3 separate regions of the Homo sapiens genome follow, and all the other regions are linked to region 1. Evidence: chromatin contacts called from ENCODE Hi-C or POLR2A ChIA-PET data. All regions are on one chromosome and are shown on one strand. Each heading gives the region's core, a stretch centred on a gene start or an enhancer-like site at or near the end of the contact. The rest is flanking DNA. Distances are from core to core; before and after follow the strand shown.

Region 1 (4,037 bases), core at 1,085-3,584:
ATGGGAAGGAGGTTCCAGAACAAAGGCTGGCAGGGAGTCGTATGGGACAGGAGCTGACCCAGCAACCATCCACAGAGACATCCTGGAGCCTGGGAAGGAGAAGGACAAAGAGCCCCCTTTTTTAAATTTTTTTTATGTTTTTGAGACGGAGTCTCACTCTGTCACCCAAGCTGGAGTGCAGTGGCACAATCTTGGCTCACTGCAACCTCCACCTCATGGGTTCAAACGACTCTCCTGCCTCAGCCTCCTGAGTAGCTGGGACCACAGGTGCACACCACCATGCCTGGATAATTTTTGAATTTTTGGTAGAGACGGAGTTTCACCATGTTGGCCAGGCAGGTCTCGAACTCCTGACCTCAAGTGCTCCGCCCACCTTGGCCTCCCAAAGTTCTGGGAATACAGGCGTGAGCCACTGCAACCAGCCAGTAGCCCCCATCTTTGCCCCTCGCTGAGCCCTACTGGATGTTCTTGGTTATGCGACAGTTTCCCCATCTATTAAAGAGAAACCCCTATAGCAGAGGGGAGGATGAGGTTGGAAAAGCAGGAGCATTGTTATGCTATTCTTGTGGGGTCTGGGAAGCAGACATCTGGGTGGATGTTTGGGGGGTGCTGGGCTTAGTTGGGGAAGTAGGGGGGCCCCTGGGGCTGACAGGGACTGGAAGCTCTGAGCTGGCCAGAGGGATGTTGCAATCCTGCCAGGGTCTTGTCTATGCTGTCCTTTTCACAACCATCCCCCTACTGCCAGGCTGACACGTGGTTGCGGGGGCACAAGGCCAGCCAACCTAGAGTCTGAGGCTAGGCGGAGGACACCCTCCCCACCAGCTGCCAGGGTCACTGGCGGTCAAAGGCAGCTGGTGGGGAAGGCATTGGACTCCAGCCTTGGGGGACGGATGTAGTGATGGTGGGAAGCAGGCTTGGTGCCAGGAGGGGCGTCAGAGGGTGAATAAAAGCAGATAGAGTGTTTGGGGGAGGTAGCCAGCCAAAGGGGGTGAGGCCCGGTGGAAGGGAAGAAGGGACATACACGCAGAGCTTTGCAGCTGAGGGTTTTAATTTTTTGAGATGGGGTCTCTGTCCCACCAGGCTGGAGTGCAGTGGCACAATCACAGCTCACTGCAGCCTCGAACTCCTGGGCTCAAGCAATCTTCCTACCTCAGCCTCTTGAGTAGCTGGGACTACAGGCATGCGCCACCACGCTCGGCTAATTTTTGAACTTTTTTGTAGAGATGAGGTCTCCCTATATTGCCCAGGCTGGTCTCGAACTCCCAGGCTCAAGTGATCCTCCCTCTTCAGCTTCCCAAAGTGCTGGGATTACAGGCATGAGCCACCATGCCTGGCTAATGCAGGTGAGGTTTTTGCAGTGTCATCCAGCTAAGGCGACCCGTTCCCCTCCCAAAAAAGGGAGACTGAGAACCATGAAGTTAAGAGCCCAGAGAATATCACGGTGGTCTGGGGTGCTTCAAGGGCTGGTCTGGAATAAATTGGAGGTGGCACGCAGGGTAGGAGCGCCGGGCCAACTGGGAGACCCAGCAACATAAAGGAAAAGTTGTTGGGGCTGAGGAGGCTTGCTGAGAGAGGGGAAGTGAGGGAAAGAGGTGATCTAGGGACACGGTGTGAATGAGGGGGGGATGAGATCACAGGGTTATTACTGGGAGACCCCTGAGGGAAGATGGCCACAGGGACAGGACAAGGCTGTCTTCTTAAGGGAGGAGACCACCCCTCATATTGTCTTATGCCCAATTTCTGCCTCCAAAGAAAGAAAAAGTAAAAACTAAAAGGCAGAAATGAAATCCACAAGCAGACAGCCCGCGCCACACCCTGGGCCTGGTGGTTAAAGATTGACCCCTGACCTAATCCGTTAGGTTATCTATAGATTACAGACATTGTATAGAAAAGCACTGTGAAAATCCCTATTCTGTTTTGTTCCGATCTAATTACCGGTGCATGCAGCCCCCAGTCACGCATCCCCTGCTTGTTCAATCGATCACGACCCTCTCACGTGCACCCACTTAGAGTTGTGAGCCCTTAAAAGGAACAGGGATTGCTCACTCGGGGAGCTCGGCTCTTGAGACAGGAATCTTGCCCATTCCCCGAACGAATAAACCCCTTCCTTAACTCAGCGTCTGAGGAATTTTGTCTGCGGCTCCTCCTGCTACATTCTGAGTGGGGAAAGGGACTAAGGTGGTCTGAGGACCCCACAGAGTCAGGAAGATTGAGAGGTGAGAGTGCTGAACGGGGAGGGGCTTTGGGGCTAAGGGAAGTGCCCGGGACCCCACCTGACCCCAACGCTCACGGGACAGGGGCAGAGGAGAAAAACGTGGGTGGACAGAGGGAGGCAGGCGGTCAGGGGAAGGCTCAGGAGGAGGGAGATCAACATCAACCTGCCCCGCCCCCTCCCCAGCCTGATAAAGGTCCTGCGGGCAGGACAGGACCTCCCAACCAAGCCCTCCAGCAAGGATTCAGGTTGGTGCTGAGTGCCTGGGAGGGACACCCGCCTACACTCTGCAAGAAACTCAAAAAGGGAGATGAGGGGATCGTGGGAGGGAGGTAGGGAGGGAGGAGGGTGCCACTGATCCCCTGAACCCCTGCCTCTGCCTCCAGAGTGCCCCTCCGGCCTCGCCATGAGGCTCTTCCTGTCGCTCCCGGTCCTGGTGGTGGTTCTGTCGATCGTCTTGGAAGGTAAAAGTGGGATGGGAGAATTGCGGAGTTGGAGATTTGGAAGAGTGAAGGTGGCTACAGGCCTGGGGTCCCGGCTTAGAGGACCTCTGAGAGCTCCGGGGCCCCTTCTGGGTCGTGGTTGCCTCATCGTGGTCGGGTGGGTCTCCAGGTTCTCCCAGGCTCAGTCCCGCAGGCGCCAAATCTGCGCAGGAGAGCACTAGCAACCGATGACGTATTGAGGCCCACACCTCTGGGATTGGCTGTCCTGCTTCGACAGCCTTGAAAGTGGGTAAGCTGGGTGGGGGGCTCTGGGAGAGGTCAGTGCTGAGTAAGGCAATTCCCAGCAGCTTGAGCCCCACCAGGTCACTCCAGTATTCCTCCCCATTCTTTTTTTTTTTTTTTTTTTTTCTCTTGAGACGGAGTCTCGCTCTGTCGCCGAGGCTGGAGTGCAGTGGCGCGATCTCGGCTCACTGCAAGCTCCGCCTCCCTGGTTCACGCCATTCTCCTGCCTCAGCAGGACTACAGGCGCCCGCCACCGCGCCCGGCTAATTTTTTGTATTTTCAGTAGAGACAGGGTTTCACCGTGGTCTCGATCTCCTGACTTTGTGATCCGCCTGCCTCGACCTCCCAAAGTGCTGGGATTACAGGCGTGAGCCACCGCGTCCGGCCATTCCTCCCCATTCTAACCACATGATCCCCAAGGATCTCTATCCATCCCGGTATCCCAACCTAAGGGGGTTCCAATAACAAATTTTTGGCCGGGCAGGGTGGCTCATGCCTGTAATCCCAGCACTTTGGGAGGCCGAGGCGGGCAGATCACTTGAGGTCAGGAGTTCGAAACCAGCCTGGCCAACATGGTGAAACTTCGTCTCTACTAAAAATACAAAAAAATTAGCCAGGTGTGGAGGCACGCGCCTGTAGGCCCAGCTACTCGGGAGGCTGAGGCAGGAGAATCACTTGAACCCGGGAGGCGGAGGTTGCAGTGAGCCGAGATCATACCACTGCACTCCAGCCTGGCTGACACAGCAAGACTCCGTCTCAAAACAAAACAAAACAAAAATAGCTGGGTGTGGTGGTGCACACCTGTAATCCCAGCTACTTGGGAGGCTGAGGCAGGAGAACTGCTTGAACCCGGGAGGTGGTGGTTGCAGTAGGCCGAGATCATGCCACTGCACTCCAGCTTGGGCTACAGAGCAAGACTCCATCTCCAAAAAAAAAAAAAAAAAAACAAATTTTGAACCCCTGCCCATCTTCCTGGCAGGCCCAGCCCCAGCCCAGGGGACCCCAGACGTCTCCAGTGCCTTGGATAAGCTGAAGGAGTTTGGAAACACACTGGAGGACAAGGCTCGGGAACTCATCAGCCGCATCAAACAGAGTGAACT
Region 2 (4,037 bases), core at 1,150-3,649, 230 kb before region 1:
CTGGGGAGACAGCCATGAATGAGACAGTGATGGCTGCTTTTGGAGAGCTGACCTTCTAGTGGGAGACAGGCCACAGAAAAACAAAGCACATGGAACATAATGTCAGGGATGACGATGCTGTGAAGGAATGGAGCAGGTGCTAAGAACCTACTGGAACGGGCATGCTTAAGAGGTGCTGGAGAGGGTCAACTCTTGGGTGACTGCTTCGAGCAATGGGAGGGTGGGGAGCAGGGGTGTTGTACACACTGCGACAGGGCCAGGTTTGCAAAAGAAATCAAGACATGGCCACACAAACACTTCTGTGTGACTGTTCACAGCAGCATTATTCACAATAGCCAAAAGGTAGAAATAACCCAAATGCCCATGAACAGACGAATGAGTTCTTTTGTTTATTTGTTTTGTTTTGTTTTTGTTTTTGAGACAGTCTTACTCTGCTGCCCAGACTGGAGTGCAATGGCGCAATCTTGGCTCACTGCAACCTCCACCTCCTGGGTTCAAGCCATTCTCCTTCCTCAGCCTCCGGAGTAGCTGGGACTACAGGCGCCCACCACCACGCTTGGCTAAGTTTTTGTATTTTTAGTAGAGATGGGGTTTCACTGTATTAGCCAGGATGGTCTCGATCGCCTGACCTCGTGATCCGCCCAACTCGGCCTCCCAAAGTGCTGGGATTACAAGCGTGAGCCACCGCGCCCGGCACGGTATTTTTACTGTATCTTTTCTATGTTTAGGTACACGAATATTTATCATTGTGCTACAATTGCCTACAGTTTTCAATGTAGCCACAGGCTATGCAAGTTTGTCACCTAGGAGCAATAGCCTGTACCTATACCCTAGATGTGTAGCGGGCTCTACCATCTAGGTTTGTGTAAACACATTCTGTGATGTTCACACAACAATGAAATCGCCTAAAGACTCATTTCTCAGAACATATCCTCATCATGAAGTGACGCATGGCTGTATTATCCAGTGGAACATTATTCAGCCATGAAAAGAAATGAAGCCCTGACACATACTGCAGCAAGGATGACCCTGAAAACGCTGTGCTAAGTGAAAGAAGCCAGACGCAAAGGACTCCATATGGTAGGGTCCCATTGCTATGAAATGCCCAGGCAATTCATCAAGACAGAAAGTGGATGTAGTAGTTGTTGGGTTGGGAGGAAGGGCGGAATGGGGAAGTGACTGCTCATGGATACAAGCTTTCTCTTAGGGGTGATAGGATGTTCTCAATGTTTTGTTTGTTTGTTTTCTTTTGTTTTGTTTTGTTTTTTGAGATGGAGTCTTGCTCTTTCACCCAGGCTGGCATGATCTCGGCTCACTGCAACCTCCGCCTCCCGGGTTCAAGCGATTCTCCTGCCTCAGCCTCCCGAGTAGCTGACATCACAGGTGTATGCCACCACACCTGGCTAATTTTTGTATTTTTAGTAGAGACAGGGTTTCACCATGTTGGCCAGGCTGGTCTCGAACTCCTGAGCTCAGGCAATCCGCCCACCTCAGCCTCCCAAAATGCTGGGATTACAGGCATGAGCCACGGCATCTAGCCATGTTCTCAAATTGATTGTAACGATGGCTGCACAACTCTGTGAATTTACTAAAAGCTATTGAATTGTACACTTTATTTTGGTTTTGTTTTCATTTTAAGAGACGGGGTCTTGCTCTCTCGCCCAGGCTGGAGTGCAGTGGTTACGATCTGGGCTCATTGCAGCCTCAACCTCCTGGGCTCAAGTGATCCTCCTTCCTCAGACTCCTGAGTAGCTAGGATTACAGGCGTGCACCACCACGCCCGGCTAATTTTTGTATTTGGCAGAGACGGGGTTTCACTGTATTGTCCAGGCTGGTCTCGAACTCCTGACCTCAAGTGATCTGCCTGCCTTGGCCTCCCAAAGTGCTGGGATTACAGGTGTGAGCCATGGCACTCAGCCCGCATTGTATACTTTACATGGATGAATTGTGTGGTATGTGAATTACACCGCAAAACCGTTTAAAAAAGAAGAAAGGGTGGAGCCTTTCTGAACCTATTCTGGTTCAGAGGCTGCCAGATTCGCAAAATATTTTTTAAAAGAAAGAGAGAAATGGGGTGGGGGAGGGAGGAGGAGTGTGGGGGGGAAGAGGTGGAGAAAGAAAAGAAAGAGAAAAAAAAGAAAGAGAGAAAGCAAGCGGGGAGGAAAAGAGGGAGCGAGGGAGTGGGGAGAGAAAGCAGGCGGGTTTGAGAGGTCAGTACTGAGTCGGCAGGAGGGGATAGCTGGAGACCGGGGTCGGGGTGTGTGAGTGGGGACAGTGAACATAAGTGCATCTTGTAGCACCTGATTCATTGTCACTCCAGAAATGTCACCTTCTTTCACTGTTTGGGGTTTGTGCTTATTGGGTCGTCACTATTGCCAGACTTGCTGCAAGAGAGGGTCAGCCCTGAGCCAGCAGGGGGCAGCAGAGCACCACACAGATCATGCACAAGCGCTGCAGCTACCTTGAGCCCCCCCATGCGCCCACCCCGTCTCTGCCCCTTTCTTTACCCCTCTGGGAACCCAGAGAGTCTATCCAGCTCTCCAACCCCAAACCTGGACACCTCCCTCCCCACTCTCACGGCAGGCACCAGGCCCTGCCCTCCAGGCCTCTTGAACTTGGCCTTCCCCAGTACCTGCAGCCCAGCCCTGGGCCAGGCAGCTTCTCTCCCCTCCCTGCCCCAGCCTCCCGCCTGGACTCCTCCCCACTCCCATTCTCCTACCACAGAGCAGCCCAAGGGATCTTTCTAAAGCCCAAACTCAACCTAGCCCCTTCCTGCTCAAAACCATCCATGGCTCCCCAGTGCCTTAGAGTCCAAGCTCCTCACCACTGCCTCCAACGCCTGCAAAGTCCAGGGGACGCTCAGTCTCATCTCTCAGCACCCACCGCCCTCTCACCTTCACCCCTGGTCTACAGTCCCCCAGATTTAACTTCTTTCTGTTTCCCCACACACTGTGTTCCATCTCACTTCCAGGCCCTTGCACACCCCCAGGCACACAGCTCCACTCTTCCTGCCCACCCCATTCACCCTCCAAGTCTCAACTCATACACCTCCTCCTCCAGGAAGCCCTCCTTGACCTCCAAGCTGGGTCAGATCTCTCCTGTGAGCTCACCTACCCCAGCCCCGCCCAGTCTGGGCCATCACTGCCTGGGGATGGGTCTGTCCCGCTGAACTATGAGCCCTATAAGCACAATTGCTATCTCCATCACTGAGGGGCTCCCAGCACTGACCAGCACAAGGCAGAGGCCCAAGGAGTGTGGATGCTCATTATACACATCCTTCCCTTTCCCAACCTAGCAGTCCCCATTCATTCATTGACAAACGTCTGTTGAGCAACTACTATCACCAAACTCTGTTACATGAACTTGACTGGCATGAGAGAGGTGAAGATAAACCAGCCCAGCTCCTACTCTCAGGGAGCTTGAGGTCTAGTAGGGGAGATGACCTGGAACTCAATGTAATAATAATAATTAATAATAAACATTACCGAGCACTTATTATACGCCATGCACTATGCTAAGGGCTTTACATTTATTCACTGATATCCTCACAACGGTTCTGTGAGTGAAGTTATACCATTGAAAGTAATGGCAAAGCCAGGCGCAGTGGCTCACTCCTGTAATCCCAGCACTTTGGGAGGCCGAGGCGGGCAGATCACCTGAGGTCAGGAGTTCGAGACCAGCCTAACCAAGATGGAGAAACCCTGTCTCTACTAAAAATTAGCTGGGCATGGTGGTGCATGCCTGTAATCCCAGCTACTTGGGAGGCTGACGCAAGAAAATCGCTTGAACCCAGGAGGCGGAGGTTGCGGTGAGCTAAGATCGCGCCATTGCACTCCAGCCTGGGCAACAAGAGTGAAACTCTGTCTCAAAAAAAAAAGTAATGGCAAATTGGCTGGGCGCAATGGCTCACTCCTGTAATCTCAGCACTTTGGGAGACCGAGGCGGGCAAATCACAAGGTCAGGAGTTTGAGATCAGCCTGGCCAACATGGTGAAACCCATCTCTACTAAAAATACAAAAAATTAGCTGGGTGTGGTG
Region 3 (4,037 bases), core at 765-3,264, 140 kb before region 1:
TTGGGAGGCTGAGGTGGGAGGACAGACTGAGCCCTGGAGTTCAAGACCATCCTGGGCAACATGGGTAGACCCCGGCTCTAACCCCGAACATGGTGGCACGTGCCTGCAGTCCCAGATACTCAGAAGGCTGAGGTGGGAGGATCGCTTAAGCCCAGGAGGTTGAGGCTGCAGTGAGCTGTGACCATGCCACTGCACTCCAGCCTGAGTGACAGCGAGAGACTTTGCCTCAAACACACACACACAGAGTCAGGGGACGGTGGCTTACACCTGTAATCCCAGCACTTTGGGAGGCCAAGGTGAGTGGATTGGCCAGGAGTTCAAGACCAGCCTGGGCAACATGGCAAAATCCCATCTCTACAAAAATTAGCCAGGTATGGTGGCACCCACCAACTTGAGAGGCTGAGGTAGAAGGATTGCTTGAACCCAGAGGCAGAGGTTGCAGTGAGCTGTGATTCAGCCACTGCACTCCAGCCTGGGCGACAGAGGGAGACTGTCTCAAAAAACAAAAAGAAAAAAAAAGAGTGTGAGAGGTAAACAGAACACATCTTTTCTTTTTTTCATTGTTTGTTTGTTTTTTGAGACGGAGTCTCGCTCTGTCGCCCAGGCTGGAGTGCAGTGGCGTGATCTCAGCTCACTGCAAGCTCCGCCTCCTGGGTTCATGCCATTCCCCTGCCTCAGCCTCCCAAGTAGCTGGGACTACAGGCGCCCGCCACCACGCCCGGATAATTTTTTATATTTTTAGTAGAGATGGGGTTTCACCGTGTTAGCCAGGATGGTCTCGATCTCCTGACTTCATGATCCGCCCGCCTCGGCCTCCCAAAGTGCTGGGATTATAGGCATGAGCCACCGCGCAGCCGAACACATCTGTTCTTTAAGTGTGTTTTCAGACCTTCACATAAGCCAGACTTTTACTTTATAGAAAGGGAAACTGTGGCCCAGGGATGGAAGAGACTGACTTGGTGAATCGATAGGTCTGGGATTCCATGATTCACCATAACCAACCGACCAAATCTGTCAGCATTCTTGGGACAACCAGCATCGTGTGCCTCCTGATATCATGTACAGAGAAGGACACAGCATCACTTCTGTAACACTCCTGCCACCAGAATCTAATCACAAGGAAACATCACACAAACCCAAATCAAGGAGACCTTCTCCAAAAGAACTAGCCTATAATCTTCAAAAATGTCAATTCCATGAAAAACAAAGAAAGGCCAAGGAACCGTACCAGACTGAAGGAAACCGAAGAGATGAAAACTTTTTGCTATGACAGATAGTTTGGGGACAGCTGGCAATTTGCATACAGGCTGCACTGTTGGATACTACTGTCACTGAGAAATGTACACTGCTCCTCTGTACTGTGGTGGTGTAAGAGAACGTCCTTACACTTGGAAATGCAACTGAAGCATTTAGAGGCAAAGGGACGTAATGTCTGAAACTATTCTTGCAACTTCTCTGTAACTTTAAAATAATTTCAAAAGAAAAACAAATGATTTCAAAGTAAAAGTCATGGTTTAAGAGTCTGTGATTTTGGCCAGGCGCGGTGGCTCTCGCCTGTAATCCCAGCACTTTGGGAGGCCGAGGCGGGCAGATCACTTGAAGTCAGGAGTTCGAGACCAGCCTGGCCAACATGGTGAAACTCCGTCTCTACTAAAAATACAAAAAATTAGCCAGGTGTGGTGAGATGCGCCTGTAATACCAGCTACTCGGGAGCGTGAGGCACGAGAATCGCTTGAACCCGGGAGGCGGAGGTTGCAGTGACTAGAGTTCGCGCTACTGCACTCCAGCCTGGGCGACAGAGCGAGACTCAGTCTCAAAAAAAAAAAAAAAGAAAAGAAAAGTCTATGGTTTAAGGTTCTGTGTTTCCGAGTATCTCTAAGTCTGTGCATGCATTTGTGGTCAGAGTCTGGGGAGCTGGGGGCGTGAATGGGCTGCTTCAGACACTGCTTTGAGGGTGTGACCAGGACCTGAGGGTGTGGTTAAGGTGTAGGGGTGGGGCTAGGCCCTTGGGGGTGGGACCACAGTCCCAGAGGCGTGGCCAGGGCCTCGAAGGTATGGCCATAGTTTGAGGCGTGGCCGAGAAACTCCGTTCCCAAGGGAGGTGGTAACTCTGTGCTCAGAGCGCCCTCTTGTGGCTATCCTCAGGTCTCCACTTTTTATTCAATAGCTTTATTTCGTTTTATTTTTTTCAACTTTCATTTTAGATTCAGGGAGTACATGTGCAGGCTTGTTACCTGGGTATATTGCATGATGCTGAGGTTTGGGGTACGACTGATCCCGTCACCCAGGTACTGAGCATAGTACCCAACAGTTTTTCAACCCTTGCCCCCTCCCTTCTTCCCTCCCCACTTTAGCAGTCCCCAGTTTCTATTGTTGCCATCTTTATGTCCCTGAGTACTCAACGTTTAGCTCCCACTTACAAGTAAGAATGAGCGGTATTTGGCTTTTTCATCCAGCCTAACTGTTTTATTGAGATATAATGTGTATACCATACAATTTACCTCTTTAAAGTGTACAATTCTGGCCGGGCGCAGTGGCTCATGCCTGTAATCCCACCACTTTGGGAGGCCGAGGTGGGAGAATTACTTGAACTCAGGAGTTCAAGACCAGCCTGGGCAACACAGAGAGACCTCGTCTCTATAAAAATAAAAATAAAATTTTAAAAAGTGTACAATTCAGTGACTTTAGTATATTCACAAAATAGTGCAATTATCACCAGACTTTTTTTTTTTTTTTTTTTTTTGAGATGGAGTCTAGCTCTGTCGCCCAGGCTGGAGTGCAATGGTTCAGTCTCAGCTCACTGCAACCTCTGCCTCCCAGGTTCATGCCATTCTCCTGTCTCAGCCTCCCGAGTAGCTAGGATTACAGGTGCATGCCGCCATGCCCGGCTAATTTTTTATACTTTAGTAGAGACAGGGTTTCACTGTGTTGCCCAGGCTAGTCTCGAACTCCTGAGCTCAAGCAATCCACCTGCCTCAGCATCCCAAAGTGCTGGGATTACAGGCGTGAGCCACCATGCCTGCCTCACCAGATTCTATTTTAAAACAGTTGTTCACCCCAAAAAGAAACCTCATACCCATTAGTAGTCACTCCCTATTTCCCCTCAACACCCTTCCAGCTCTAGACAACCCATAACATACTCTCCCTTTTTTGTATTTTTGGACATAACATAGTTGTACATATTGTGGGGGTACATGTGATGTTTTGATACATGTATACAATGTGCAATGATGAAATCAGGGTAACTGGGATATCCATCACCTCGTTTATCTTTTCTTTGTGTTTAGAACATCACAATTATTCTCTTGTAGCTTTTTTTTTTTTTTTTTTTTTTTTTTGAGATGGAGTCTCGCACCGTCGCCCAGGCTGGAGTGCAGTGGCGCGATCTCAGCTCAATGCAAGCTCCGCCTCCCGAGTTCACGCCATTCTCTGCCTCAGCCTCCAGACTAGCTGGGACTACAGGCGCCCGCCACCAGGCCCGGCTAATTTTTTGTATATTTAGTAGAGACGTGGGTAACACGGTAAGACGTAGTAACACGGGGTTTCACCGTGTTAGCCAGGATGGTCTTGTTCTCCTGACCTCGTGATCCACCCGCCTCTGCCTCCCAAAGTGCTGGGATTACAGGCGTGAGCTACTGCGGCCGGCCCCCCCACCTTTTTTTTTTTTTTTGAGATGGAATCTTGCTCTGTCACCCAAGTTGGAGTGCAACGGCACTATCTCAGCTCACTGAAACCTCCACCTCCCGGGATCAAGAGATTCTCCTGCCTTAGCCTCCCGAGTAGCTGGGATTACAGGCGCATCTCACTGCGGCTGGCTAATTTTTGTTTTTTAGTAGAGAGGGGGTTTTACCATGTTGCCCAGGCTGGTCTCGAACTCCTGACCTCAGGTGATCTGCCTGCCCTGGCCTCCCAAAGTGCTGGGATTACAGCTGTGATCTGCCCAGGCTGGCCAGTGACTGGCTTCTTTCACTTAGCATTATGTTTTTTTTGAGATACTTCATTCCTATTAGCAGGGAGTGACATGCACCTGTGGTCCC

What was found. Hi-C counts contacts between places; a loop is a spot of excess contacts on that map. ChIA-PET counts read pairs that join two places held with the same protein, here RNA polymerase II (POLR2A). Pooled maps may share reads with other maps.
Region 2: a pooled map shows a loop between it and region 1 (3-fold over the local background). The contact joins the enhancer-like site here to the promoter of APOC1 in region 1. A Hi-C loop is called at or near these places in 4 of 50 pooled maps. POLR2A ChIA-PET finds 5 or more read pairs at or near these places in 3 of 52 experiments (CD8-positive, alpha-beta memory T cell, activated CD4-positive, alpha-beta T cell and activated T-cell).
Region 3: a pooled map shows a loop between it and region 1 (4-fold over the local background). The contact joins the enhancer-like site here to the promoter of APOC1 in region 1. A Hi-C loop is called at or near these places in 4 of 50 pooled maps. POLR2A ChIA-PET finds 5 or more read pairs at or near these places in 5 of 52 experiments (HepG2, PC-9, WTC11 and 1 more).

The regions. Positions count from the first base shown.
Region 1 is chr19:44,912,274-44,916,310 of GRCh38, forward strand. It overlaps APOC1 (apolipoprotein C1), which reads left to right and starts at 2,335. Exons shown (of 4, transcript NM_001645.5): 1 at 2,335-2,460; 2 at 2,599-2,676; 3 at 3,917-4,037. The coding sequence starts at 2,619. RefSeq lists enhancers at 371-1,130, 1,889-2,648, 2,649-3,406 and a promoter at 1,348-2,474.
Region 2 is chr19:44,686,937-44,690,973 of GRCh38, forward strand. It overlaps LOC107985306 (a long non-coding RNA gene), which reads left to right. Exons shown (of 3, transcript XR_007067268.1): 2 at 1-1,080; 3 at 1,296-1,608. Among named protein-coding and RNA genes, the nearest start is that of CEACAM16, 10 kb to the right of the region's middle. RefSeq lists enhancers at 2,271-2,772, 2,773-3,272. Within about 2 kb of position 2,400, at least 2 of the 41 ENCODE cell types and tissues checked have a DNase peak (open chromatin) inside an H3K27ac peak, as active enhancers do.
Region 3 is chr19:44,768,722-44,772,758 of GRCh38, forward strand. No RefSeq gene overlaps it. Among named protein-coding and RNA genes, the nearest start is that of CBLC, 7.2 kb to the right of the region's middle. Within about 2 kb of position 2,015, at least 4 of the 41 ENCODE cell types and tissues checked have a DNase peak (open chromatin) inside an H3K27ac peak, as active enhancers do.